Linked DNA regions of Homo sapiens: region 2 is linked to region 1. A link is a loop called in an ENCODE intact Hi-C map of the cell type or tissue named here. Cell type or tissue: psoas muscle. All regions are shown on one strand. Links, peaks and the distances in the headings refer to the core of each region. The heading gives the core; the rest is flanking DNA.

Region 1 (15,928 bases), core at 2,765-10,764:
GGAATGAGGCTGTTCAGGAGTTACCTATGTAAGTACCAAGTGTAAATTAATGTGGGGGGATATAAAAGTATGCTTATATAAAATATTAAACGTATATGTCTGTCTTTGTTGAACAGTGACTATATGCCACAATTCTCTCATTTAGTGTTCCCAACAACCCTATCACCTAGGTTTATGCTTTTATCCCCATTTTACAGATGAGGAAATGGAGACACAAAAAAAGTAAGAAACTTGTCTGACCCATGCATAAACCAAACCCCCTGCTCTTTCGGCTGTGCAGCATAGACAACACAACCCTAGCAGAAATAAGGAAATGAGTAAGTGAAATGAAAGAAGAGGCATTGTTCCTGCCTTTCAGCAGCTCACAATCTTACAGTCTAACAATATAAAACAGGCCCTTGAGAGCTTCGAGAATAATGAGATGCCACACTGCGTGCATGTGTACGAGTACGTGTCTGTATGCGTAACAAGTAGGTTACTGACAGACATGTCAAAAGAGATAGATAATGAAAATACAATGGCCACAATTTGAAATTAGATATGCAAATTAAAGCCATTTCTCCCTACCTAGGAATTTTTCTGAGTTGCTGAGAAAATAGCAAAAATCGGATTGGGAATAGTTTTGCTTTATTTTCAAAATTATCTGTAATATTTCTTCTATTTATTGTAAACACCTTAATGATAGGTAGAATGCCATTTAAGCACTTTGAAGTCCCACAATGTGTTATTGAAGCTAACATGAAAATATTGCTTAAATGCTAATTGTGTTTGTGGACATGTTAAGTTTTTAAGAAACAGAAATAAGCAGGCATTTGCATTCTGATGCTTAAAAACCCCTGTTTAGGCCGGGCGCGGTGGCTCACGCCTGTAATCCCACACTTTGGGAGGCCGAGGCGGGCGGATCACGAGGTCAGGAGATCGACACCATCCTGGCTAACACGGTGAAACCCCGTCTCTACTAAAAATACAAAAAATTAGCCGGGCGTGGTAGCGGGCGCCTGTAGTCCCAGCTACTTGGGAGGCTGAGGCAGGAGAATGGCGTGAACCCGGGAGGCGGAGCTTGCAGTGAGCCGAGATCGCGCCACTGCACTCCAGCCTGGGCGACAGAGCGAGACTCCGTCTCAAAAAAAAAAAAAAACCCTGTTTAGTGTTTTAATCTAATGTTGATGTCACCTTTTCTCTAACATGTCTATTCCAACTAAATTCATATTAAATTTCAAATTCATAAGACAATGCAGAAAGCACAGGGTGTGCTTGTCACACGGGTGGCTTCAGGAAGAGCCATTTTAACCTAAAACCTGAGAGATTAGTCTAGACCCAGATAAAGAAAAAAGACAGAAGGAAAAGACAGAAACAAGGAAAGAGGGAGAAAGACAGGGAAGGAGGGAGAGCAGGAAGGAGGGAGAGAAAGGAGGAGGGAGGGAAGAAGAAAAAAAGGAAGAAAGAAAAGGAAGAAGGAGGGAAGGATTCCACTTTTCCAGACTCCTGAGGTTGGAGGAAAGGACCTTCCACCAGAAGTTTGTTCCTTATGTATCCATCGCTTCTGAACTTCATCTTGGCCATGGACTCTTAGTCAAATCATTAACCTCTTTGAGCCCTAATTTTCTCATCTGCAAATTACAGGTAATTGCAGTGATTCCAGTCTTTTCAGGCAAGACTTAACTGTGACAATATGTGTGAAAGCGATTGAAAGCCTCTAAAATATCTTACAAATATTCATCTATTGGGGGCCTGTGTGTTTAAATAGCATTGCCACTGCCAAGTTTTTGGGGAATAAGCATAGAACTTTACCCTGTGCAAAACTAAACTCCCCTGATTCCTCTCTGCAAGCAGCCCGAACGTTGGGAGATCCAGCAGGAAAGGAAAGCAACCCTCAGAATCAGGATGGAACGTGATGCCAAAGATGGGAGGAGAGTGGAAGCAGGGAGAGCTGGACTGAGAGACTGTTTAACGTTCAAAACCAGTGCCAAGCTAAATTAGAAACAGGAGTCTACATACCTGTAACTTACCTCATCGGTATATAATTTGTAACCTGAGATCCCCTCACAGAGAAGTAAAAATAGCAAGGCTCTCAAGCAGACTTCTGCTCTGCTGAGTGCAAGGGCAGGGTGAGGGAGGGCCAGCACTGGGGAAAGATAAAAGGGCCAAGGCAGAGAATGCCAATCATGTGGTCTTGGCAAGAACACCTTCTCTCCTATACCCTGGGTGATGGTATGGAGAATATAGCCAAGAGAGGTGACATCAGGAGGCTGACAAGCAAACCTTCCAGGCAGAGGAGGACCTGTTGCCCTAGAGTCACCTGTTTTTGGTTTTTGTCATAGGTCGTATGACATTTCCTCAAAGGGAAGTGTCACTGAAGTTCTGAGCCTGCCTAATCCTGCCATGATCAAGGCAAGTTAACTAGTCCAGGAAACGCCAGTACTCAGGCAGGTGCAGAACAGATGAGTCTGTTTTCAAGTTTTGTAGCTGGCTCCCAACACCCTGGAAGAGATGATTTGCTGCATAGTTGTCTCACTCTCTGTGAACACATTTTTCCCTCACTGGGTCAGTGAGCTTGGGAATCTTCAGAGAACAGTTAGCTTCCTTCCTTCAATTTAGGGTATAGTCCCTCTCAAATCAAGTCTATGCCATTTTAACATCACCAATTGTGCAAGTGATAGAGGAAAGCTTTGTCCTTCCTTAACTCCTGCTACATGGAAAAAGTGACAAAGTAGAAAGGAGAGGAAGCTTATTTTTTAATTAATCACATCAAAAAAATGGGCATGTCTCTGCATTCTTTGTAATGATTATATATTGAAAGCTATTAATATAACAAATGCAATACTGAGAATTTCTAATGTGGAATCAACACCATCTTTGTAAAGGAAACCTTACTTGTATTATTTTTAAAAAGGAAGAAGAAGAATCATCATCATCATCATCATCAGAGATGTTAGATCTCGGAATGGTCCCACAATTTCAAATTCTCTAAAAAAAAAAACCAAAACAAAGAAACCCAACCCAAGATATTAAACTAAATAATCAGTGCCCATTGGCTAGGCAAATTGCTCTCTAATGTTTCAAATATGTTTTTGTGTTAATTTGTAAAACTCTGTTCATGTAAATGGGTTTTGTTCATTCGTTTTGCAAGAATTCAAATATTCTTCCAGTTACCATTTGAAGAGAAGGTAATTTTTGTTTCAAACTGCCTCCTGTTCATAAATAGGTTCATCAGGTCTTATTTATTACGAAGAATCAAGACAGAACTGCAAGCTCTTCATGGCTTTCCTAAAAGAAAGCAACCAGGAACAACACAACAGAGTAGAAACAAAGAAGAAGTGGGGCTATCCAAACCTGGCTTTGAATCCTGGCTTTGCTCTATAAGAAATGTAACACCTGAGAGACTTAAATAACTTTTCTGAGCCTCACTCAATTGCCTTTCCTATAGTAATGGGAACAGTAGTGCCTACCATACTGGGTTATTTTAATGATTTGGTAAAATGGCATATGTCAAAGCCCCTAGAAAGAAACTGTCCAATAGAAATATCACGCAAGCCACATATGTCATTTTCTAGTAGCCACATTTTAAAAAGGCAAAAAGAAACTGGGAAAATTAATTATAACAACATATTTTCTTTAATCCAATATATTCAAAATATTATCATATCAAAACCCAATCAGTAGAAAAGCTTATGTTAATGAAATATTTTACATTCATTTTTTTTCTATGAAGTCTTCAAAAGCCAGTGTGTATTTCACACTTACAATACACCTTAATTTGGACACTAAATTTTCATAGGAAATGCTTGATCTATATTTAGATTTCTTAAGATTTTCAGTTGAAAAAACAGATTCACATACCCAGGTTGTTCCAAAAGTACTTAAAGTTTTCCAAAAACTGAACCAAGTATCAGTGTTTTAAATTTAAAATAATCAAGATTAAACAAAATTTAAAAGTCAGTTCCTCAGCCACACTAGCCCCCTTTTAAGTGCCTAATATCCACATGTATCTAGTGGCTACTGCATTGGACCTTGAAGCCCTAGAGCAATGTCTGGCACTTAGTAAGTGCCCAGTGAATGACATATTTTCTTCTGCCCACTAATATCTTATTTTAATCCAAAATTTGCTTAGCACTGAAGTTTCAACTTTGAAAGTAATGTGAATACCAACTATGACAGGCTTTCCCTAGCCTGGGAACCAAGCACTGAGGTGGCATAATTTCCATTTGCCATTCCACAAATCACCCAAAATGATCTTGTGGAACTGCAACCATCAATCCGCTCTAGTTTTTTAATGCATTTCAGTACTCCATATTGTTCATACCACACCCTCATGGTTTGTCATATCTCAGATGACAAATAATAATATGAAAGTCTCCATCGCATGCAAAATATGAAAATACCAGTGAAAGAATCAGCTTCACCACTCAAACTCTACTCCTTTGGAAATCTGTGAATTTTGGGGCTAATCAAAATATCTATGTGCCCATAGCCAGAACAATTAGGCCAGATAAATAGACAGATAAACAGCATCCAAGTAGGAAAGGGAGAAGGGAAATTGTCACTGTTTGCTGATGTCATGATATTATACATGGAAAACTCTAAAGATTCCACCAGAAAACAAAAAAAAAACTGTTAGAATTGGTAAGTAGATTCAGGAAAACTGCAGGATACAAAACCAATATACGAAAATCAGTAGCATTTCTATATACTAACAATGAGCTACCTGAAAAAGAAATTAAGAAAACAATCCCATTCAGAATGGCGTCAAGTAAAATAAAAATAAAACATCTAGAAGTAAATTTAACCAAGGAGGTGAAAGATTTGTATGCTGAAAACAGTAAAACGTTGATGAAAGAAATCAAAGAAGACACAAATTAATGAAAAAATATCCCATGTTCATGGGTTGGAAGAATTAATATTGTTAAAATATCCATACTACCCAAAGCAATGTACAGGTTCAATGTAATGTCTATCCAAATACTCATAATAGTTTCACAGAAATAGAAAAAAAAATCCTAAAATTGTATGTAACCACCAAAAACTTTGAATATCCAAAGCAGTCTTAAGCAAAAAGAATAAAGCCAGAGGCCTCATACCACCTAACTTTAGAATATATTGCAAAACTATAATAATCAAAACAGCATCATACTGGCATAAAAACAGATACAAAAGTGCCAAGAGCACACAATGGAAAAAAGGGCAGTAGTTTTAGGAAAGCTAGATATCCACATGCAGAAGAATGAAACTGGACTCCTATCTCATACCTAATGCAGGGATTAAACACTTGAGCACAAGACCTGAAACTGCCACACTATTACAAGAAAATACAAGGCAAAAGCTCTACAACATTGGTCTGGGCAATAATTTTGTCAATATGACCCCAAAAGCACAGGTAACAAAAGCAAAAATAGACAAATGGGATTATATCAAATTAAAAAGCCTATGCACAACAAAGTAAACAATTACCAGAGCAAAAAGACAACCCACAGATTGGGAGAAAATATTTCCAAACCAAATATCAAATACAGGGATAATATTAAAAATATATAAGGAACTAAAACAACTTAATAGCAAGAAATCAAATAACTCTATTTTAAAAATAGGCAAAAGACCAGAATAGACATTTCTCAAAAGACATACAAATGGCCAACAGACATAGGAGAAATGCTCAACATCATGAATCATCAGGGATATGCAAATTAAAACCACAATGAGATATTATGTCATAACTGTTGGAATGGCTATTCTCAAAGGTGAAATATGGCAAGTGCTGGCAAGGATGTGGAGAAAAAGGAACCTTGGAACGTTGTTGACAAAAATGTAAATTAGTACAGCCATTGTGTAAAATGCTATCGCAGTTCCTCAGTAAACTAAAAATAGAATCATCATTAGATCCAGCAATCTCACTACTGGGTATATATCCAAAGGAACTGAAATCAGTATGTTGAAGAGACATCTGCATTCCCATGTTCATTGCAGCATTATTCATAAACGCTAAGATGCGGAATCAACCTAAGTGTCCATCAACGGATGAGTGGATAAAGAAAATTCTGTATACATACACAATGTAATGCTATTCAGCCTTAAAAAAAAAAAGTCCTATCATTTGTGACAATATGGATGAACCTGGAAGACACTATGATAAGTAAAATAAGGCTGAAAAAGACAGACAAACACTATATGATCTCACTTACATGGGGAAGCTAAAAAAGTCAAATTTACAGAAGTATTTAAGTCAAATTTATATAATGAGGGTTACCAAAGGTTGGGAGTGAGGGAATGGGGAAGACATTGACCAAAGGGTACAAAATTTCAGTTAGACAGAAGGAATACAAACAGCATGATGACCATTGTAAATAACAATGTATTATATATTTTTAAACTGCTACAATAATAGATTTTACAAGTGTTCACTAAAAATATCTGAGGAGATGATATATTAATTAGCTTGACACACAATCATTTCACAATTATCAAAACATCACATTGTACTCCATAAATAAAAAATATATAGCCATGTGCCAATTTAAGAAATCCATAATTCACCTTTATAAAACATCTCCTCCCTGGAATTGTACAAAGAGCTTTTTGAATGCCACAGCTGTTAGTCCAAAGCTTTCTGAGCCATGAATATCTGACCTGCTTTCAAGAAGGCAGGCCAGTAAAAGAACTAAACCCCACTCTGCTTTTTTTTTTTTTAATTCCTTAAGGATGTAGAAATCTGAGAAAAAAATTAATGGAAGATTCAAATGTTTGGACTAGATGTGTAATCACAGTCCATGGTTCTTGCACCAAGAATGTGCACTGAGTTGTGAGGACCCAGATACTTTCCCCAGATCTCCACAAAAGGCAGTGTTAGGTCTGTCAGATGATCCAAAATCCACGGCACAGTGGTTAATAACTTCTTAGGTGTAATGAATATCTGCTCTTGCTGCCTACCCAGTATCCCTTCCCCATACCATTGATAACATTGCCCTGTTCCTTCAGGGTAAGTAACCTTTTATTGGACATAGACTGCTGGGATTCTCAATTAAATTGTCCTTTCCTCTCTGTCAACAAGTATGTGTTTGGCCAAAACCAAGCCAATCAATTTCTCTCTTCTTGAAATTTGAATCTTGAACAAAGTGTCACAAGGATTCATAATGGCTAGAACTTTTTCTTTCTGACATCTTGACATCCTAGCCTTAAAGAGTCTATAAGTTCTGTCTCTAGATTTCAAAAGCTTCCTTGCTTCTTCTTTCCAAGGACTGGTCTTACTTCATTTCGAGCTTTTTATTCAATCCCATAGTTCCATAGCCTTCAATAAATTCCCTGTTTTTCCATTCCTGACATTACCTAGAGTCTGTTTGTTGCTTGAACCCAAACATTCCTATCTGAAATAATAGGTAATGTTCTATTATCAAACATGAATTCTCTCAGGCCCATGGCTGCTTGGCCAAAATGAACTTGCTGCTCTTTCTCCGATTATTCAGACAGAGAGATGCCTGTTAATGAGCTCATGAAGTTGAGTAACAGTTTCAGACAATTGCTTTGCAGACTCCCAAGGGCCCTAATTAGAATCCTTTATTTGTCTCCAACTGAGGCAACCTTCACTGTGGAGGTGGGGATTTTTGAAGGACATGAAGAAAGTCTTCAGATTATTTTGACCTGAGAAAAACCCTTTGGCGTGATTCTAACTGATAAGATTGTAAAATACAGCCATATTGCAAAATCAAGTATTACTGAGCTAGACCCCAGGCAAATAGTTTTTCCATTTTTAGGGCAAATTATCCTCAATATTAAATTCCTTACTGATGTTTCACCTCCTTGCTAATTTTTATTTTTCTTTATCAAGTTGTGTGGGCTTTTATATTTCTTCTTTGGCAGTTCTATGACTTCCTAAAATAATTGCTGAAAAAGAAATATAAAAGGCCATTCAACTTGATAAAAACAGTCAAGCTGCCTATACTATCTGAAACAAAAAATGTGCACAATGAAATGTAAATATTGTTGACAGTCAATGGCTTCTATGTATAGAATACAGTGTGACTGTTAATGATGGAAAAATATTTGTGTGCTCAGAGAAATACAGGCCAATTGTTCTGCAAGCATGTTACAAAACTACTTCCAAAAGTTATACATAGTACAGGGTATAAGCCAATTTTTTGGCAGTCTACATTACCAGGGATCATTTTTAAATTAAATCTCATAATTCTATTGCTGTCCTCTGCCACCATTCATATTTCCTCAGGAATGATTTTCCTCCAAAACATTATTACCAGCTCCCATATATCAGTTCTCTGTGTTGATCTTGAGATCAAGCCACAGGTTTTTCCCCTTCCTCATTAGCAAAAGACTTGCTTGGCCTTGGGATAACCCATCTCTTGCCACATTCTCCCAGTATATTGTTTATGCCTTTTTTAACAAGAAATATACATTTGGAGGTTCAATAAATTCTTTCAGGGCACTCAGGTCACATTTGAAATCCTAATGAAGTAATGTGCAGAGCTGAAGCCCAGTGACCTATAAAGGTGAGTTCAGCCTTGCATAGTTTTCCCCGGAGAGTAACAGCTACACAGGCCTGACTTAGGCAATGAAAGAATGCTGTCCATAATGTTTCCCATTACTCTTATGTATCTTATGCATTAGTGTCATTCTTAGGGACTAAGGTAAAATGACATTCTGATATTGGAAAAACACATTATGGAATAGTTTATCTAAAGCACTTTGTATAAACAATAAAATAATTAAGTATTCACCTACAAAAAAGATGCAGTTGTTTCATTATTATTTGTCAAAAAATGTGAAGGGCCTGAGATTTTACTCAACTTGCAAGCTTACAAATTAGCCTGGTACAGTTTCATGGATGCTGGCAGAAGACACAAGACTTTTGAGTCAGAGACAAAGACGTTTATTATTCACAGCACAGAAAGCAGCAAGAACAATATATTTGTAAATTTCCCTTGTCCCCCAGTATCACGGGAGCAACACAAATGGTTCTAGTGGGTTTTGTTGTAGAAGTAGAAGCTCATGCTTAGGGAAACCATATCTTTTATAATGGGCAGTATACTGTACTGTAGGGAAAGATGCCCTAAGTGACCTATGCCCAATTTTCTAAAAAAAAAATTAGAGATTGCTTTTAGATAAATAGTAACCAAAAGTAGACAATAGCTATTTAGGCTTAGTTCTCAATAAGAAATCTATTACTTAGCCTTCCCACCCAGGGCAACATCATCTAAAATGTAATTGTCACTAGAATCAGGAATCTCTATTTAAGGACAACTGCAGAGCTTTTTTTAAAAAAAAAAAATTCAAGATATTAAATATATTCTTTGTGAATGACTTAACTACCTTATAAAATGAACTATAAATGACTTACTGAAAACATAGATATATTTTCCACTTATTATGGGCATAGCACAGCAATCACTGTGCTGAGTACTTTCTATACATTATTTTATTAAATCCTTCTAAAATTACTGGGTGTTATTATCTTTATTGTTGACATGAAAAAAAACAAGACTCACAGAATAAACTGCTCAGTACATCTATAAATGGCAGGATCAGGATTTGAACAGTGGTCTGGCCAACCCCAAATTCAGGTGCTTATCTGCTGTACTACATTGTGTCTTCAAATAATTACCTAGTGCTTAAATGTATATGGACACACAGAAAAACACAATACAATATGGGGGTCTGTTGTAAACTATCAATTCTGTCTCTCTAAGGTATTGGTAAAACCCTTAATCAGGATCAGGCAGTGTCATATCTTAGTTCTGCTACTCAGAACTGAGCTGGAACTGAAGATCTTCACTTTAATCTCATTCCTATATGCTTAGGGCTGCAATGAGACAAAGATATTCCATGCAGATATGCCCAATAAAAATGCTACCATATATACTGGATTTTTAAAATGTAGATATACACAATGAAGTACTATGCAGACATAAAAAAGAATGAGATCATGTTCTTTGCAGGAACATGGATGGAGCTGGAGGCCATTATCCTAAGTGAACTAACTCGGGAACAAAAAACCAAATACTGCATGTTCTCACTTATAAGTGGGATCTAAGCTTTGAATACATACGGACACAAAGAAGGGAGCAATAGTTACTGGGGCCTACTTGAGGGTGGAGGATGGGAGGAGGGTGAGGATCAGAAAACTACCTATTGGGTACTATGCGGATGACCTGAGTGACAAAATAATCTGTACACCAAACCCCCACAACATGCAGTTTACCTATATAACAAACCTGCACATGTACCCCTGAGCCTAAAGTAAAAGTTAAAAAAAATGCTACCAGATCTTACAATCTAGAGAATAAGTTTCCTGTAGCTCATTGGCCAAAATCAACTTACCGATTTTTCTTAACTAGTACAAATTTAACTAGCTATCCAGTAATAGATTTAGATAGCCTGTGTTCCGGATCATGTTTTGATCATCTTTGACCAATAAATTCCCATCCCTTTCTGATCTACACTGGCCCCTTGCAAATGATCTCATGTTTGTCTAAGAGGTGGTACATCAAACGCAAAAGTTAACATTGTATTGGAAACAGGGTGAGGTGGGAACCAACGTCACAGGATATTTCTTCATAAAAACAATTTAATAGAAGCTGACCCTAAACCTTGATTAACATGGAGGGTAGCTCTTAAATTCTTTGTTGTAATGCCAGACCACTACAGGTCAACAGAAACAAAGCAAACATCCCTACAGGCAAAAAATGAAAACTATCACTTCCAAGAACAAGAGCCATGCCTTAGTAAGAGAAAAATATTCTTTCATCATCATGGTTAAATAGTCTTGCCTTCAAGAAAAAAAATAATGTTTACCCTTGAGAAAATGTTTATTTAATAGCTCAACTAGTAAAGGAACTAGCATTGGAAAGTTTGCAAAGAAACTTGCCTTTGTATCCATGCTTACCATTGCTCACGAGACTGAAATCCATCCTTCTTCTCTGCCTGCCCCCACTTTGGGGAACAGCAAGAAGTATTACCCTTTTGGCCAAAGTACAGGGTGCTATTCAGTATTTCCAGATTCACAAAAGGGCAAGACTTTGTGCTATGAAAGAAGTGGCAATGTCTCTAGGAAGTCTTTAGGAATATCACAGTGAGAGACTTTAAAAGTAAGCATATGGAGCATGAGTATAAACATTAAAGCAGGAAAGCCTGGAATGTGAGAGATCCCCGTAGAGGGTCATCTACTTGTGAAGAGCTAAGGCTTAGGGAGTCTTTCCTTTGAGATGGAAGAGAAAATTGAGTTAGCTAGACTTGTAGTCTTTGTTTTTTTCTATATTATAATATCTCTCTAAATTGTCCTAACCCTTCAGTAAAGAACTTTGCACGTGTCTATGAAATGTGATGGGTAAGACTTTTGGATACTGAAATAACAAGGCTCACCCCATTTCCTCCCAGACTTGAACGTAGAAGGGAATTGTGCCCCTCAGGTGGCTCTGAATCACAGACATCAGTTAGTAATGATTCTGGATCCTGCAATCCTATTCTGCGGGCAACAACCTATGAATGGTCCCAAGCCTGCTGGAGGCAGCTTTTGCAACAGGGCCTCACTGACCTCCAGGCTACATCCCCAAAGATCAAAATCCAGCTTTTAAAGTGCACAGTGTGCGGGCCGGGCGCGGTGGCTCAGGCCTGTAATCCCAGCACTTTGGGAGGCCGAGGCGGGCGGATCACGAGGTCAGGAGATCGAGACCATCCTGGCTAACACGGTGAAACCCCGTCTCTACTAAAAATACAAAAAATTAGCCGGGCGCGGTGGCGGGCGCCTGTAGTCCCAGCTACTCGGGGGAGGGGGCTGAGGCAGGAGAATGGCGTGAACCCGGGAGGCGGAGCTTGCAGTGAGCCGAGACTGCGCCACTGCACTCCAGCCTGGGCGACAGAGCAAGACTCCGTCTCAAAAAATAAAAAAAAAAAAATTAAAAAAAAAAAAAATAAATAAAATAAAGTGCACAGTGTGCTTATTATTGTTGTAATCCTTTCTGCCCCTGTTTGCCATTACATTCATTTGTGCCAACACTGGGTGTGCAAAGTGGTGAAAACCAGAAATGATGGGCAGCAAATGCCCCATTTTCCAATAGGAGATACTTTAAGGAACCATTTGCCCTTTGCCAGGAAGAAAATGACTTTCTGGAATACTTCTTATCGGTTCTCTGAGATAGTTCATTTAATTGCCTCATGTAAATCTGTGTGTATGTGTGTGCACATGTGTGTTTTACAGAGAAAGCATAGATTAATGAAGGAAATGATTAAGAAAAAGAAGACAACAAAAAGCTAACATTTACTATCTTTTTAGGTGCCTTATTTATATTAGCTGATTTAATGGTCATCTCAAACAATCACTAGTATGCCCATTTGAAAGACAAAACGAAAAAGGCTCAGACATATTAGATAATGTGCCAAAATTCATATGACTACTCAAGGCAAATGCACGATTTAAACTGAGTTCTGAGTCCGCACCCTTTGCTATTTTCCAAAACTGCATGAATGTGTTTTGTAAACCATAGATATAAAATATTCCATGAAGGTGGGCTCTGCTGAACATATCTTTGGAGAGTTTTTCAGGAAACTGAGAAGAGAGATTTGGAGCTAGCCTAAGGGATTAAATGATTTCTGACAGACATACAACAACCCCAGCCTCCCTACAGATTAAGGAAGTGCTTGACCTCCATAGCAAGTTCCAGATCATGACCAGTTTTCCCTCAAGCAAACCAATCCTCACTAAAAGAACTCCAGGGGCTTATCAGGTGACCTAAAATTTCTAACCCAGGACAGAAAAAGTCAGCAAAATCTAGGGCCAGAGGCAGGTATGAGAATGTCTAGGGCAGTATTGTTACCAGATCTTTTCCCTAGGCACTGAGAGTGTCACACAACTCTGCAGTTAACAATATTTAACTACTATCTACCAGGGTTCTGGGGATCATTAACATACAAATAATTGTTCACATTTTCTTGTCAACAGCAAATGGTGAAAACCAGAAATGAAGGGAAACAAGAAGACAATGAACAGGGTTTCTAAATAAAGGTGTGGGGGATGCGGAGGTGGGAGTGGGATGGGCGGCCAGCAGTCACAGGAGAAGCCAAGGAGGCACAGAGGCATTTTCTCTATTTCCCAGTGTACAACTTAAGACGTCAACAAAAAAACTGCCCATTATCCCCAGAATCTCTGCTCTACTCACAGTCTAACTTTCCACAGGCTGAGGCCTGAGATCAGGAGGTTATTAAGGAAAAGTGATGTTTACAGATCAAGCCTCCACACCAGTCTGGAAAGTAGTTCAGGAGGTTGTTGTCCCCAATGGTTCCAAGAGAAAAATTATAGATCCCTAGAGTTTAATGTTCTTGAAAAAATCCATGAAGGTATTATGAAATACACATGCCATAAAATGCTTCACCTGACCTCAAGGCTCCAGTTAGTTATGATATTTGTTGAGTGGTTACTATGTGCCAGGCATTCTGCTAGATGCTTTGTGTGCTACATAAAAATATATCATCTTCACCAGAAAACCTCAAGTGGGTATTAACGATTCTCATTTTATAGATCAGCAAACTGAGTCTCAGAAAGCTTAAGAACAGAGCAAAGAACCAATCAGTGGTGCAAATAAGTTTCAATCCCAGGTTAGTTTTAATCCAAAGCCAGCACAAGTTCCATTAAATCAACAACTTCTTGAGTACGTGTGTGGCATGGGCAGGGGAGGGTATGAAACAGCAGGAATTATCTTTAAGTTTTGCATTAAAACAAACCTTTAAGCCTAAGATATTAATAAAGGCATCTATAGTTGTGCATTTTCAAGCAGCAGTGGTCAGACCAAAAGAATTCTTTAGGAACAGCAAAGAATTATCCTGATGGCCCTGGACATGAGGCCAGCCAGGTGTGGGGGCTGAATCTCTTAAAGCATTTCAGCTGCACCCAGAAGGCAAAGAGCCAAGTATTTGTACACAGAGCAAAATATATCTTTTCTCTCCAATGCCTCTGTCCCAACACTGATCAGGAAGTTGACACCAGCTAATTTCCTAGGGAAGGTAACGAGCTCACTCCAGGACACTTTGAGCCCTTTCCACCCAGATGCTTGGGGCTTCCCTGACTGAGTAGTCCTCCCACTCCACCTGTTTGCTCTCATGAATCAATAGAGTTCATGGTTATATGTTCAGGGTTATGGACTCAGATGGCCCAGCCACCTCATATTCCTATCCTGGATGACGGTGTTCCAAGCACATCCCAGAATAAGTATCTTGAGGAGCACTTGTCCTCTTCTCATTTGTGGTCCTGATGTAACCGAAGGAGTCAGAAGTCCTTTCAGAGATGAACTTGCCTTATCTTGCATTTGCTCTAATCACACTGGACTTTGATTCCCAAACGTACCTCACAGTTTTCAATTCCTCGGCCTTTGTGCGCACCATTTCTTTCCGCTGAGTGACCAAATTCTCTGTCTCCATTGAATAAAATGCAAATACATTTTCCTTTTCAGCATCAAACCATCAGTCTTACTATGACAAACGCTGGATTAGAGAACTTGGCTTGGACCTGTGACCAAGCCTAGACCTTGCTATCCACCCAAGGGGATAGTTAGATACTGCTCCAGAAAACTGCAATCAAATAAAATAAAAAATGCAGAAACTGGAAGTCTGTTATTATAGTCTGTGGTGGGGATAAATAAAATGATTACATTTTTAAATTGGATTTTCTCTGATAACCAGAACTAGGGATCCTTTTTGAGTGACTTCTTTCATTTCTATCAAACCTAGAAATGTGACAGCTTTAGGTCTGCTTCCTAATTTATGTACAATTTTGCTCATGAATCTATATGTAAGATTTTTACCAGAAAATTTATTATTTTGACCTGTTATTGCTTCATAACCTTAATATTTTTAGAATTAATATCTAGGAAAAACGTATAATTGTGATATCATGGGTGAGTGCTACACTAAATGCCATACTTAAAAGTTTAAAGTAATAGCAGTTAACATTTATTTAGCATTCACTATTACGCCATGTACTGTTTTATACACTTTATACAGATTCATTAATTAATCCTATTGATTAATTTATTCCTATTCATTAATTCACTTATTGCCTAAGATTGGTACTAAATTATCCCCACGTGATAGCTCGGCACAGAGAGGTCAAATGCATTTCCCAAGGACATGCACAGTCCGACCTCAGAGTTCTTATTCTCAACACTACGTGACGTATGTCTTCAATTTTCAAATTCTCCAACACTAAATTATAATTTATTTTGCTTCTGCTAGCATGCCATAAAATCCAATGATGCCCAAAGAAGTATTAGTAACAATAAGCACAGTTTAAATAAAGTTTGCTTATTCATTCATTCTCACATCAGTTAACATCTATCCACTGTCTACTATAGAGTGGCCAGTCTGTGCCAGGTATACAAGAGACAAAAATGAGTAAAACAGAGTCCTGGTTTCAAGGAATTCAGTTAAGTAGTAGAACGCTAAGAAGTCTGAGGTCGCTAACCCATTGCTTTATGCTTCTTGCTCTCGGCAACATTTTCCTGCCTTCCACCTTCTCTGGCCCTTCTGACTTTAACATCACTCTAGGCAACTTGGTCATTTCACATTGTTAGCCATGCTGAAAAACCAAACTTTACATAAGAAGAACACAATTACTACCATACTATCAATTTCAAGGCAAATTCTCATCTAATTTACACTTATTTATTTACATGCCATGTTCATTGCAGCTTGATTTGCATTGAGTATTCTATTCACAATAACTTGCAAGGGAGGCATCATTATCCACTACTTTTCAAAGCAGGAATCTTGGGGAAGCTCAGGTAAGTTAGGTGGCTTTCCCAGGTCACAAGCAGCAGCGCCAGAAGTTATCTGACTGTAAAATCCAAACTCTTTCCACCAGACTGTGGTGCCTCTTCTTCATATATCCTTTACGTATCTGGTCTTTTTTTCCTGGGTGTGGTTGGGCTCTGAATGTCTG
Region 2 (15,928 bases), core at 3,546-11,545, 51 kb after region 1:
AACATGGCAAGACCTGTTTCTACAAAAAAATAAATAATAAATAATTAAATTTTTAAAAAACGACAATGAGATCCTACCTCACCTCTATTAGGCAGCTAAAAATTAAAAATTTAGCATTTCAAGAGGAAAGCTTCTATTCCTCAAAATTCACCTATATGAATCACTTTATTACCTAACATCATATAAATGAATTATATCAATTTTATATTATTAATAACGGTTACCATTTATTAGTTGCCTACTATTCATGAAGTCAGGCATTAACCTCTAAGCCTTTCAGCAACCCCAGAATTAAACATTAATATCCCTAATTTACAGGTGGAGCTATTCATGAAGTCAGGCATTAACCTCTAAGCCTTTCAGCAACCCCAGAATTAAACATTAATATCCCTAATTTACAGGTGGAGCAACTGAGGCTCAGTCAGAATTCCTCTTTACCAGCCTCACCCAGCTTGCTTCTAAGCAATAAAGTTGATATTCAAACCAAGCTTTCTCATTTCAAAGGTTATCCACCTTCTATTGAACCAGAGTTGCCATCTTTCTTTCCACTCAGGGAGAAATATATTTTGTAGGTGCTCACAAAGCTCATTTTCAAAACACATAGTAGTATTTTCTGTAAGACAAGCCTGACATAGACCTGTGCTATATCTGTGAAAATTGTCCGAATGAAGTACAAATTCTGTCATTTGTCAATGTCAGAGTGATGACCACAGGCCCAAATATGAAAGCTGAAAAATATAAAGATTATTTCCATTGTCATTTGCTGATGTGCTATTGCCCTAAGTCTCCCCCACCCCATCCTAACAGCTTTTAATACCCTAAAGTTTCTTACTAGTGTATTACATTTTTAAAGGAAGAGTTCTTGGCTGTGTCTCCAGAAGAGACTGCACAGAGTCACTGACCCACAAATGTCCTTCTTAAATTAATACTGATTGTTTGTCTCATCAATCCATAAGACACGTTTGGTTTGTTCTAGTTCCAACATTTCCTTCTCACCAAAATTTAGATTCCTTTCCCTAGAGACTTTAGTTGAAACTCTACCCCATATTATATCTAATTCATAACAAACCCTCTCAGTGCAATCTGGGATTTAACAATTAGCTAAGATCCATATTTCAAAAATATGTAAGTTGATGGAATAATTCAGTAGTCTCCCAGACTTGAAATTTAAATCTGAGCAGTTGAACTAGACTATCATTGACTGGGTTCTTTTGAATGCCAATGGAATTAGGGGCCTCTATTTGTACATGCCCTCAAATGAATGGTTTGGGGTTGGTTTGCTCTTGGTTCTCTAGTTCTTTATTTATGATGTTAGGTTGTTAATTTGAGATCTTTCTAACTTTTTAATATGGGTATTTACTGCTATAAATTTTCCTCTTAACACTACCTTAGCTGTGTAGAGATTTTGTTATGTTGTATCTTTGTTCTCATTAGTTTCAAAGAATTTCTTGATTTCTGCCTTAATTTCATTATTTACCTAAAAGTCATTCAGGAGCAGGCTCTCTAATTTCTATTTAATTGTATGGTTTTGAGTGATTTTCTTAGTCTTGAGTTCTATTTTTATTGTGCTGTGGTCCAAGAGAGTGGTTGGTATGATTTCAGTTATTTTCCATTTTCTGAGGATTTCTTAATATCTGATTGTGTGGTTGATCTTAGTGTATGTGACATGTACAGATGAAAAGAATGCACACTCTTTTGTTTTCAGGTGGAGAGTTATGTAGATATTTATTAGGTTCATTTGGTACAGTGTTGATTTCAGGTCCTGAATATCTTTGTTAATTTTCTGCCTCTCTGATCTGTCCAATACTGTCAGTTGAGTTTTGAAGCCTCCCACTATTATTGTGTGAGTTTACATCTCTTTGAAGGTCTCTAAGAACTTGCTTTATGAATCTGGAGATTTATAAATTCAAAGGTGACATTTTAAAGGTTGTTGGGTCCCTTAAGAATATGATAAAAACTGGCTGGGCACAGTGGCTCATGCCTGTAATCCTAGCACTTTGTGAGGCCAAGGTGGGCAGATCACCTGAGGTCAGGAGTTTGAGACAAGCCTGGCCAACATGGCGAAACCCCATCTCTACTAAAAATACAAAAATTAGCCCAGTGTGGTGGCACACGCCTGTAATCCCAGCTACTCAGGAGGCTGAGGTAGGAGAATCGCTTGAAACCAAGAGAGACAGGTTGCAACAAGACAAGATCGTGCCACTGCACTCCAGCCTGGGAGACACAGCAAGACTCCATCCAAAAAAAAAAAGAAAAAGAAAAGAAAAAAAGGAATACGATAAAAACTATGATTTATTTCCCCAGAAAATTTGCATATGCACCCAAAGTTTTGGCAATAATTTCATGGAACTCATAGAGCCACTGAAGTTTCTAATTCCAGGTTAAGATCCCTTGCTTTAAAAGAGAAACTCAGACAAAATAATTTGTTCGCATTCTTTTTCTTATGATGACATGGAGTCAGGAGATTCCAATTTTTAGTGACATATAAAATGAGAATTATATGAGAATGACTCTGCTATTAGCTGTCACAACAACTGCGTTGAGGACCTGGGTATGTACTCTTCTACATTGGAAGCCTTACAGACCAATTCAGAGGACAATGGTCTCCACCCAGCAAGAAGTTACCTAGCACATTTGGTGGAATATTCATTCACTCATTCATTTCACAGATCAACTGATACTTACTGAGCACCTTAAGCACCATGTCTTTAACAATATATTGAGGATTCAAAAATGAATAAGACAACCCCTGAATAAACTCTGTTGTCGGCCCTTCCTCTCCTCCACATTTTTGCCCAGTCTTATTGCCCTCTCCTACCAATTTCAAAACAAGAAATTTGTCAAATTTATGTCAGATGAAATAAGGAAAATCTTGAAGGTTAAAAAAAAATCTCAGGTGTGCATAAAGGCAAGGCAAAGTTCTTATTCATTTTCATATAGCCCCCTTGCATTTAGCAAAGTACTATGAAGAGAGCTGAAAAATTTGATTGAGCTGGACTTGTGGAGTGAGAAGTGTATAAGGAACTCAGGAAGGATAATAGCTCCTATAAGCCTTGATGTCTCAATGTGCAAGAGGCAAATAATCTGACTTGTCACACCTACATGAAGATCTGATTATATGAGGGTAGCTTATTCTTCGTCAATAATAGCGGAAACCAACTGTTCTATGTTTATGGGACACTATGTGGATGACACTGTGCTAAGTAAATGCTTTATATGAATTATCTAATTTATTGTTTATAATGCTAAGGATTAGACATGACTTTTTTAAATTTTTTTCTGAAATTCCAGAAAACAAACTGAGGCTTAGAGAATTTAAACTGGTTTTGTCAAAGTAGTAGAGATATAGATATTAGAATAGGGGTCAAAGTAGGGAAATCCAAAGCATTCTAACCCAAAGTGAATGCTTATAACTTCACCACTCCAATAGTTTCCTACCCTTAGCAGAGCCCAGAGAGAATACATCAAACATATAAATTTTTAAATTAGGAATTAAGCATGGAGGAAGAAAGTCTAGACATATAAGAGTTACCTATACAGTGTATGCATATATACATTTGTCTGTGTGTGTACACACTGGCATGTGTGTAAGCAGGAAGGAGGGGAAGCTTATAGTGATCTGAAGACAAGTACTACCAACATCTAGTAACATCTGAAGTGAGTAGAGCCAGAAAGAAGTGAGAACAAAGAGCACAGGAATACTACGTACACAAACACCCACTTCATCATTTTCACAATTGTGCTGAATGCTACCCCTTCAGGAGAGTAAAAGCTGTAGCCAGACTGACATCCAGGCGAAACATCATTTTGAGACTCTCCTGGAGCAAAAATAAACGATACCATTAAAAAGTAGACAAGGAGCATGAACAGACACTTTTCAAAAGAAGACATACATGCAGCCAACAAGCATATGAAAAAATGCTCAACATCACTGATCACTAGAGAAATGCAAATCAAAACCACAATGAGATACCATCTCACACCAGTCAGAATAGCTATTATTAAAAAGTAAAAATAACAGATGCTGGTGAGGTTGTGGAGAAAAGGGAACACTTATACACTGCCAGTGGGACTGTAAATTAGATCACCCATTGCGGAAAGTGGTGTAGTGATTCCTAAAAGAAATTAAAATGAAATTACCATTTGACTCGGCAATCCCATTATTGCGTATATACCCAAAACAACGTAAATCATTCTACCATAAAGACACATGCATGCATATGTTTACGGCAGCACTATTCACAATAGTATAAACATAAATGCCCATCAATGGTAGACTGAATAAAGAAAACATGGTGCATATACACCATGTAATACTATGCAGCTATAAAAAAGAATGAGATCATGTCCTTTATAGCAATATGGTTGGAGCTGGAGGTCATTATCCTAAGCCAGGTAACACAGGAACAGAAAACCAAATACTGCATGTTCTCACTTATAAGTAGGAGCTAAGTAACGAGAATACATGGACACGAAGAGGGGAACAACAGAACCCGGGGGCTACCTGAGGGTGGAGGGTGGGAGGAAGAGGGAATCAGAAAAAAATACCTATTGGGGACTATGCTTATTACCTGGATGATGAAATAATCTGCACACCAAACCCCCATGACACAGTTTACCTATATAGCAAACCTGCACATTTACCCCTGAACTGAAAATTAAAGTTATAATAGCATTTAAAAAAACCTGTCTTCAGCATATTCTATCCTTCCTTGCTCCAATTCCCATCTCTCAGATCCCCTAAGCCCCTGGGAAAGGGCTTAATTCTATCCACACTATTCTAACTTCATAACATAATCCTTATTTCCATAGTCTAAAACTGAGGTCATAAATTACTGATTGTGCCTCTTTAAGTCTCACCCTCTTCTCAGTACCACGGAGCATATCACATTACTATGGAAACTAAGGAACCACAGAGAAGTTGGGGGAAAATATCCATTTTAATGCCAGAATCAAAACAAAGCTACTAATTCCCGTTAAACCCCCTTGGGGTGACAATGGTAATGAAATTATTTCTTAGAGAATTCCTTAGGAAAGAGCAAGTCACAAAAATTCAAATGGTAGTCTTCAGTTCTCTCTGTGGAAACTGAGTGGCCACTGTTCAGTATGTAAGGATCCTCATTTGTCACAAAGTTGGCAGAAGGTGCCAATCAAAGACCTTGGTTTTTTCTTTCCATTTTCTAAAATAAAATACAATCGGTAACCCTTAATTAACATTCTTTGTCAATGTCTTTCCTCAATCCTAAGGGTAAAGCTATAAGCTTCTCAACTCCCCTAAGCACTGTTAAGGCAACGTGTACCAAGTTGGAAAGTAACTCTTTGTTTGGATGTAATAAATTGCACATTAAATAATGATCAAAATGCTTATTAAAGTCTACATAAGAAATAACAAGCAATATCAATTGCATAGCTCTTAACCTTCAGTAATTATGTCATTTGTAATCAATTGCCTTTTTCATTAGTCATATTATATTCTGGAGCTGGTTTCTATTACCTAATTGTTTATCTTCAATAAATATGTTTTAATAAGCGATTGTGTTTATACTCCATGAAATAACAGTCTTAATTAATCTATGTTGAATACTCATTTGGGAACTTAAATTCAAAGACCTGCCAAACATTCTAAAAGCATGATTCATATCAAGATGAATAATAAAAGTTATACAATGTGCTAAAAAATACATATTTCAGTGACTCCATTTTACAGGAAGGCTGTGTAGAAGCTATTTTTTTTCTAATCTTGTGATATTTTAGAGAAGAAAGGTACATTTCCTAAGACTTTATGACAACATCCCTGAAGGTTTCCTATATGCTACTTACCAGGGCTGTATCACTAAAACAAGAGCCCTTTTTTTTATTATTTTTGGTTTTTCTACAACCAAACTAGACAAAGATACTTTACAATAGCACAAAAAGAAGACGGCTTTTACCATATGATAGTTTTGGACAGCAGCACTGTAATATAGTTAGAGGTAAAATATCAAATTTCATTTAACAGAGAAATATTAACCAATGGCAAAAGTACATGGTTCATTTTTCATTTCTCAAAACTATTAGACTGAATTGTCTGACTAGCAAAATAGATTAATCAGAAAACAGTTTTTTTAGTAACTGGACTGACTTTTCTCAGACCATCCTTAGATATTGAAAACTAACTCTAAAAGACTAAGAAACTTAAAAGGAACCAAAAATACGTATCTAGTCTTCATTTTTTTCATCAGATAATCAAATCTTTTTTGCTTCACTCTAAAGAAGCTGAGGACATTATAAGACTAGAAATGTTCTAGAATTACTGAACCAAAAAATAAATGTCAGCGATATTCCCATGGGGAACATACTTTTAAGTTCATTTAATCATATCATACGTACATTGACCTAGACAAATTACATGCAGTTGATGACAAAATTAGCCTATAGAAGACCTTGAAAAAGTGGATGTAAATAACCGAGGAGCTTGACATGACTAGAGAAAAGCGTGTCCAAGTGTGAAAACGGGCTATGTCCTAAGTACACTAAGGTCTGGGCAGAGCAGAAGTCCTTGGGCAGATCTTTCAGCCTTTGGAATCTCATTCTTAAAACATGACATTTCTGAAATCCCTGAGTTCATGGAACCATTGCCTTTCAACACATATTTTTAAAATCTCTAGAACCATCAAATAACTTCTAGTGATTTCTGTGAGGTCATGTTAAGGTTAGCATAGAAAAAGGACCACCCACATAGCCAAACCGGCATGTCTCTTTTCAATTTTCATTGTCAAAAGGACAAAGGAACTGTTTTAATGAAGTGTTTTTCAGTTGTCTTTTGTTTCACATTTTACACAGGAAAAAGGAAAATGTTTCTTCAGTTCAGGGCATCTGAATCATATTTCCAAGGGGACAGGCATTTTCAGGACAGTAAGTACTAAATTATAAATAACTTTCAATAAATTAAACTGTAGTCTGGCTTTTTTTTTCTTCCTTGGAAACATTTAGCCTTCAGAAGACTTAATTGTTCTTCAAGATAAAATGACAGTTGCTTCTAAAGTATATAAGGCAACTGGGCATATGTCAGTTATAAAGCAGTGACGAGATAATGTGGCACAACATACTTCAGCGAGAAACTCCACTGAACCAATGAATGCAAATGTATTCTAGCTTTCTGACTCGTGTCAACTGATCCAACTTGCAAAACTGGATAAGCTCTCTATTAGTGGTTTGAAGACCATAACAATCTTTGTTATAATTCAATGCCATCTTCTCACATGTACAGTGAAAGGAACAAATAAGGCAGTTATCCTGATGATCAGGGGCCAGAAAATAAACTGTATCTCAATTGTGTAGATATTTTCGGTGAACATGTTTAGGCTTTGTATTCATTAGTTAAATTTTTTCTATTTACTTTTCATCACAGATATGGTCCAGAGTTCCACAGAAAGAAGTAAAATGAATGCAACAGTCTGTACTTTCATAGTTATACAGAGTCTAATGAATGGAGTTAGATGATATTTATAAAAAAACAAAACTCTGATTTGCCCATCTTTCTCAATTCTACAGGAAAGTGATTTTAAGAGACAGTTTTCTCAAGAGTTGATGATTTCCCATATAATCCTGCATTCGAAAAAAATAATAGGACCAAAGAGGGCAGTAATTGAGACAAAGAATTAAATCACTTATCTGAAGATTTCTGGAATCAAAGAGGGAAATATTTTTGGACTAGGGCCTTTCTCTTACTCTTAAAATCCTCTCAAATAGCGGCCCCTCCATAAAATTGGTCATGATTAGATGCTTCTAGGAGTAGAGAAGAGAAGAGAAAAACGAATTTGTTCTCCTCTTCTACAACACAACCAAAACTTACCTCTGTGTTATTATTTCATAATATGCTCCCAATCAGTTTTTCCCAACTCTGTCATAATTCCCCTTTCATGCCTATAACTCAACTCAACTTATTATAATAAGAGAGGAATCTTTATATATATATATATACTCAAATTTAAAAATGCTTTTAGATATAGGCTTAGCTGCTTACTTACAAAAAAGAGTAGGAAGCATGAAGTAGCAGCATACAAAATCAAAGAGGTGGTCAACTGGGAAACACACACCAAAATAGAAGAAATATAGCAAAGCCAGCCGCTCCAGCATTTCAGCAAGACCCCACTCCCTGTATCCTGGGTTATAACTCTTCCTGAGTATTGCTGGCCTTTCTTATAAGGGTGATTGGAACAAGGAACCTAGCTGTATTCATCTTCTTACCTCTACAGCAGCATTTAAGTTCCAAGACTAGAAACTTAATATTTGATGAATGAATGAACAAAGGAGTGAATAGAATGGCAAATAACATGAAAGAAGATAGCAGGAGAGTTAGAACAGGAGAGGACAAGACGACGACAAAAGTTTCCGTTGTTTCCACCAAGAGCAACACAACTTTGCCTGAGAGCCTGAGCAAGTTTTCTTCACACCTGGCCATCATACAGTGTTTTTACAGACAAAAGATCAGCACTGCTTCCCTCTGTTTTCTTCCCCTGCTTCCCTCCCTTTCTTTTCAAACTAGGAAAGTTTGTATAAGTATGTTACTGCACAGACCACTGGGCAAATGGCCAACTGTCCTCTGGGGAAAAGCCAAACCTGATTCTCATTTTAAAGCGATACTGACTTTTATGGCCCGAGATTACTGTAATCAGAGAATATACATTGAGCTTGAACTCTCTCAGACATGTCCAAATCTTTACACTATAGAAGGTAGATCTTTCCAGTCTGAAATTTTTAAGTCAATATAATCATATGAACCCTGTTGTCAATATATGAAAAATAAAGAGATGTTCACCACGGGACCTTCATCTGCAAAGTCTTCTCTGACTTCCCTCAACTAGATTATAATCCTTCCTTCTTCTTAAGTCCAGTAGCACTTTAACTACATTCTCTTATAGCTTGCCACTTTCTACTTGGTGTTGTTATGCGGATGCATGTCTAATCAACTCAACTAGAGTCATGCTACTTGAGGGCAATAGCCCCTGCAAAAGCTTGAGAGTGCTTTATTCTTGTCTATAGAAGGCCCTCATAATTTTTGTTTATTTATATATAAGTAAATCTATTCTGATTGTAGTTCAGTTAAACCATTGATCAAAAGAACCCCTACCAATATCTTATATCCTAACATGTTTTGAGTTAACCATAATAGTTAACTCTCCTCGAGGGCTCATTTTATGCCCAGTGATACACTAAGTGCTTCTTTATTTCCATTTTTCCATGTTAACCCTCACTGGAACTCTCTTAGGTAGTCTTATCCCCTTTACAATTGAGGCAGCTGAAGTTTAAAGAATGAATTAACTTGCCCAAGCTCACCCTACTAGGGAATTGGCAAAACTGGGATTGAACCCAGGACGTTTGTTTCCAAATTCCACATTCACGGCTATTGTATAATCCTACTTCCTCGTCAGCTGAGTAAGGCCTTCCGGTCCTTATTCCAAAAATCATTTCTTAGAAGAAAACTAGGCTCAACAGGCAGCCAGATGCAGCTGTCAGAAAAAGCAAGATACTTCCTCACAAAAAGAAACACATTCTTCCAGGGCTTTAAATGCTGCCTCGCACCAGAAGTCCCAGTACCCTTGAAGGGAGGGTGACAGTAAGTCAGGCTTAAACCCAGGGTGACCTGGAAGCCCAGATAAACTGCAAGCTCCTGTGATACCCGAAAGGCTATTGTGTTGGCAATTTATCATCTAGGAAGCCGAGTTTTTGTTTTTGCACAGGAAATGCACTTCAAAGCTCCTGCTCTAACTGAAATACATCTTTCATAACTTAATTTACCCAGATTTATTTTTCATGAGCCATGTACTTTTTTTCAGAGAGATTTTTTTTTAACATTTCCTTATATGTAATTTTCTTAAATATTCAAGGCCTTGAGCTATTGTGTAGAAAAAAATTATGCTTAAGAGAGGTTAGAGTCTACATTTAGGCTCACAGTTAACATCGAAACACAACAGGTATGAATTATTACCCAATCTTTCAGGCTCTAACGTGTCTTCTTGCTTAATTGGAGCAATAAGTCCTAGGATTCACTGGGGATTTTTTCCTGATTGACGTCACCCGTCATTCTTGAAGCAAGATACTTACAAAGAGATCCTCAAAACAATGGAATATTTATTCATGTGCACTAACATATCCCCAGGTGTCAGGAAATCTGCAGCCCTGGGAATGAATCTTCTTTGTCCCAAAAAATGCCCTGTGGGCTGTGTTACTTTCTTGCTTTTTATTCAAAGCTTCGAATGAATGAAATGTTGGTGAAATTTTGAGGAGGTTCAGATTTGTTTTGGTACAGTGGGATGTGGCTTTTTTTTTTTTCTTTTTGCCTTTGCTCTCTCTTCCAGGGAATACCTGAGACTCTCTGGCCTTATCAGTGTCAAAAATTACTTTCTTAAAAAATCTTTTTTGGACTCAAGCCAGAGTTGCCTTTTAAGCATTTGAGGGGTGAGAGGTTTTGTTCCCTGTTAAAGGCCTTTTGAGCACTGCTGAGCACGTGGAGTAAGACTTTGGGGTTTGGGATTCCTTGGTAGAATCTCCAAAAGAACATTACCCAGGAAGCAACACAGTCACCCTGGGCATGAGACAAGAACAGGAACAGCACAGACATCATCAAAAAAAATTCTTTTTGCATAATAAATTGAATAATAAGATAATTTTGAATATTTACTATGTGTCAGTCACTGTTCCAGGGCCTTAGTTGTGTTACCATGTTCAATCCCAGTAATAACGCTCTGAGAGGAGGACTCTTCTTACTCTCATTTTACAGATGATTTAAGTAATCACCCAAGGTTACACAAGTAGCAACTGCTGGAGCGAGGATTACAAAACAAAAGTAGAGGAGATGCCATGTTAGAAGTATTATCTGTTTGATCCCTTTCATTCACTGTTAAATTGACTCACGGAAGGAGGAAGGAAATACATGAAGTGTAACATGAAGCTTTCTCAGTTACTTATCCACCATTTTGTCTTCTCTTTAAAATGTAAAAATAGACTCTCTTGCCTGCTCCCTCACCAAGCCCCACTTAAGTCTAGAATGTCTTGGGTAAGTTTTATTGAGGTGATTTACATTTTGTTTTTAGGAAGACCAGAAATTGTCCACTGCCAAGACATAATGAGAGGTTGTATTTGCCTAGAATCTTCCTTGATGAGGTGCAAAGGTAATTGTCAGATAGCACTAACTGGCTCTTTGATATCAGTTTAGGAAGTGCTGCACAATGTTGTTCCATTCCTTTTGCTGTGGAGGATGATGAAAAGTTGAGATCTAGAAGGGTACTTTTTGGAAGATTGGCCAACTACTTGCTCACTTTTTTCAAAAACAAATAATCCATTAGCAAGCACAGTAGTCCCCCTTATCCACGATTTCAACTACCTGTGTTCAACTGCAGTCCAAAAATAGGTGAGTACAGCGCAATATTTTCAGAGAGACCATATTCATATAACCTTTATTAAAGTATATTGTTATATTTATTATTATTGTTGTGAATCTCTTACTGTGCCTAATGTGTAAATTAAACTTCATCATAGGTATGTATATAGGAAAAACACATAGTATATAGTCAGGTATTATGTACAATTTCAGACGTCTACTGGGGGTCTTGGAACACATCCCCTGCTGATAAGGGGGTACTACTGTATACTTGGAATCCTTGTAAGTCCAAAGTCCAGTGCTAGGCTTTAGGAGGGAAAGAGGAAAAAAATCGAAAAAGACAGAAAGGAAGAAAGGAGGGCAGGGGGAGAGAAGGAGAGGAGAGGAGGAGAGAAAGAGAAAGAGAGAAAGAAAGAGTAAGAGAGAGAGAAAGACATAGAGAAAGAGAGAAAGAGGGAGAGAGAGAAAGAGAGGGAGAGAGAAAAAGAGAGAAGAGAGAAAAAGAGAAAGAAAGAGTAAGAGAGAGAAAGACATAGAGAAAGAGAGAAAGAGGGAGAGAGAGAGAGAAAAAAAGAGAAGGAGAGAAAGAGAGAGAGAGAGAAAGAGAGAAAAAGAAAAATAGACAAAGAGAGAGAGAAAGAAAAGAAGGAAAGGAAAGGAAAAAGAAAAAGGAAAAAGGGAAATGGAAAAGGAAAAGGGCAGAGTGGAGAGAAGGGAGCAGAGAAAAGAAAAACTCTTTAGAAACATCCACAAGAATCTGAAATACCTTTTCAGCTCATTACTGCTCCCCCCTCATTGAAAGTAATTCCAAAGAAATCCTTCATTAGGCCTATAAATTCCCTTGTGATTGGATACATTTTGCATATTTGTTTGGCCTGTTATCAATGAATATAGATAGAAAACAGAAGACAACAGATGCAGTCAGCATTTAATCTTTAAAAATCACTTTATGTTCTCCAGAACCTTGTGCATTTGTTAAATAATCCCAGGCTGCCTTGAAAATCCTGTTTAGTAAACTTTTATAAAGTCTTTCAATATGTTTCTTAGTCATCTTGTTAACATACAATGGCTCTTGCCTTTGGTGGGCATTTTCAGAATTGACCCAAATTGTATCTCAGGGAATTCATCTGAGGAGTAAAGGACAAGTTATCTCCTATACAAGGAGAAAGAATGCAATTAGAAAATCAAAAATTATCTTGTGTTCTTTGGCCTTGTGTCAAAAAGTATTTTTAAATTTATATTCCCTTTCTGGAAAATTTTAAAGTTCAGTTTTTAAATAATACTTTTATCTGTCAAAGGAGGTCTAAAAAATGAGACTGAGAGACTTCATATAGATCATCCAGTAGCATAAAACTTGGATTTTATCAAGAGGGATTTTACCAATATGTTCATATTTTCCCAAGACAGTCACAGTTTATGTCTATGGTCCTGGCATAATTATTTATGTCACCTCCTTTCGCTCCCTAAAATGTCCCAACTTGGATGATGAATTTCATGGTTACCTAAATTTTATATTGGAATATATGCATACAGCAAACATACTGTAGTAGAAAATATGAGTGCCTTGGACTATGGTATTAGTTAAATGATCTTACACAAGTTATTACCACTTTTAGCCTCAGTGTCCACATTATAAACTGGGAAATATAATCATCCCTTAAAGGGTTGAATGAGGATCCAAAAAGACAAGGTCTATGAAAGTGCTTTATAGACTGTAAAGCTCTCACAACTGTTGGCAATCTTTATTATTCTAATTCAGTTTTCAATAAATTATGCGGAAGAAAGGACCAGGAAACTACAAAAGCTGCACATCTGAGGAAGTAAGACTTTGTAAGAAAGAGCTGAATTTGTCTTCAGACTGGACAAGAAAAAAAACCTTTATGTTCAACTTCTAGGTCACCAATCTGGCCATTCAGAGATTAACAAACATTAATAAATGTATAAAAAATTGTGTTGAATGTTGTACAGGCTACCAATTTACTATTTTATTGTTTATCAATAAACAATTTACAATATCTTTATTCTTAAGAGTGTGAAAGAACAGATTAGAAGTGAGTGATGAGTAGTGAAGAGACTTTTCCAAGATTACATCTCTAAAAGAAGTAGAGTTGTACCTTGATCCTCTGCTAAATAAATATCTGAAGTGAGCTCGTTTGTCCAAACCACGTTTCTATAATGTGCTAACGTTTAATTTCCTGATTTTTCCTGTATTTAGAGACCTAAATTACTGGCACATTTTGATTAATCTGAAAGAATAAAGTGAAGGAGATCTCATAACTACCCTTTTAGGTACCTGAACTAGGTCACATTTTGATAACAAATTTAATCAATGGTGCTGTTTGGGGTACTTTACAGAACCATATAATAACACATTTCTATCGCTTCTCAACTGCCTCAAAGACTTAACAGTATGTTATGTTTTTGCTACTGGCCATAAAAGCTGATTTCACTATAGTTCATGATATAAGCCCATCGATTTAATTTAGCATTAGGAAAACAGTGTGTCAGTGTTTCTTCACCAGTTCAAACAGGTTAACAAATATGTGGCTTGTCAGTTTTCTGAGAAGGTTGCGTATTTTTTTTGCAATCCAGCACCACAGGTCATTGTGATTCTCTTTTTAACCAATCGGTGCTTTTAGAGAACCTCTCAGCAACAAGTAAACCAAAGTAATAAGGGTTTAACTTGCATTATTTTGGTCAGCAGGCCAAACTTAAGCCAACTATCAAACTTGTTTTAAAAATAAAAAGCAAACAAAACAAACCAAAAAAAAAAATAAGATCATGAAGAGTATCCTTTCCAAACTTTTAAGATTATTTATTTTGAACCCTAAAGGGTTTTTGTTGTTATTTTATTTTGACTATAAATTCTTTCTGCTCAAGAACAGAGTAGTAAATTTGGCTCACTGTCCCAGAAAAGGGGAGAATTTCTGGCAGTGAATCATTATAACAACACAATTTTTCCAGCTCATGCCTACCCATTCTCTAGATTAGAGTGACATTTGTTTGTAAAGCAAATCTAGGTTCCTTTTAATGAGAGGTGGTAATGCTCCATGATAAATAATCAGCTTAAGGATTAACCCTCTAAGCAAGTGGCTTATGGTGAGTCAACTGCCAGCCTAGAAATAGATGAGAATCTTAACATTTATATTTAGTGATTTCTTCTGTCATTATTGTGTTGACAGGAGTTATAAAGTGGAAAAGACACACAAATATAGATTCTAGAGACCTAAACCATTAGTGCTAGTGGGAATAATCCTAGACTCCCTCTGAAAGGCCAGATCTTTCAAAATCTGACCCCATCCACATGTGAAACTCTACCGAACTCACCTCCACTGACACAAATTTGTCATTCTTCCTTGAGCACAACCTGCTTTTTCACATCTTGGCTCCTTTATACATTTATTCTTCAATACCTTGAATTATTTGTCTGCCTAGAATATTCCTACAAAAACGGCTAAGTGTAAATATCATCCTCTCTACAAACCCTTCTCTGATTTCTCTACTTCCAGAGGTAATTAATCACTTCATCTGTAATATTAATTTATGGTAGCCCTTATCACTTTGCAAAAAACACAGAATCTATCTATAAGTTAATCTCCTTTTCTAGACTATGGGATTTTTGAATCCAAAGATATCATTTTAATAATCTGTATTTCCATAGCATAGCAAAAATTTTGGTACATAGCCGGAAAACAAATATTTGCCAAATTAGGAAAGTCATGATTTGTATCATGTGGTAGCATAGTACATAAAGCACTGGACATGAGATCAGAAGACTTGGGTTACTTTACTCTTTGCCACTTATAAGTTTTATGAACACAAGAAAACAACTTTATGCCAATAAATTTGACAACTTAGATAAAATTTAAATTTTTTTATAAGAATTACAATACTCCAGAACTGATGGAAGAAGAAATAGGGGGAAATTACATATTTATATATTCATATATATGAAAAGACATCTCTAGTAAGAAAATTGAATGAGTAAATTTTTTAATCCCACGAAGGAAATTTCAATGTTTTGCCAGTGAATTGTATCAAACATTTGAGGAAAAAATACCAATCTTACACAAACTTTTTCAGATAATAAAGTTGTTTAGAACACTTCCTAACTCATTTTATTGCCCATAATATTACCCTGATACTAAAACCTAACTAATACATTATAAGAAGAAAATACTAAAGACCAAGGGGATATACACAAAATTCTTTAACAAAGTATTAGGACACCAAACACAACAATATATAAAAAGGATAACACATTATTCCCAAGTGGAGTTTGTCCCGGGAATGCAAGGTTAGTTTAACACTAAAAAAATCAACTGATATGATGCATGATATTAATAAACCAAAGGGGCAAAAGTATATGAGCACTCAATAGATATACAAAAAGCATTCAACAGAATTCAACAGCCATTTGAGATTTTTTTTAAGAACTCTCGGAAAACTAGAAATAGAAAACAGCTTTCTCAATCTGAGCAGATCATTTAGAAAAATCTACAGCTAGTATAACTAATGATACAATATTTAAAAATGTTTTTCTAAGATTGAGAAAAAGGCAAAAAA

Evidence for each region. A loop is a pair of places that touch in the nucleus more often than their neighbours do. Peaks named below come from ENCODE experiments on the same cell type or tissue, not always from the same donor. Only the 100,000 strongest peaks of a DNase experiment are listed, where the experiment ranks them.
Region 2: it touches region 1 in a loop (6-fold over the local background); 2 of 110 quality-filtered maps call a loop at or near these places.

What each region holds. Positions count from the first base shown.
Region 1 is chr9:13,839,946-13,855,873 of GRCh38, forward strand. All of the region lies in intron 7 of LOC101929507 (a long non-coding RNA gene), which reads right to left. Among named protein-coding and RNA genes, the nearest start is that of LINC00583, 80 kb to the right of the region's middle. In psoas muscle, for the core only: no CTCF peak of the experiment used is centred there; no DNase peak of the experiment used is centred there; H3K27ac peaks cover 831 bases.
Region 2 is chr9:13,890,582-13,906,509 of GRCh38, forward strand. All of the region lies in intron 6 of LOC101929507 (a long non-coding RNA gene), which reads right to left. Among named protein-coding and RNA genes, the nearest start is that of LINC00583, 29 kb to the right of the region's middle. In psoas muscle, for the core only: no CTCF peak of the experiment used is centred there; no DNase peak of the experiment used is centred there; H3K27ac peaks cover 4,155 bases.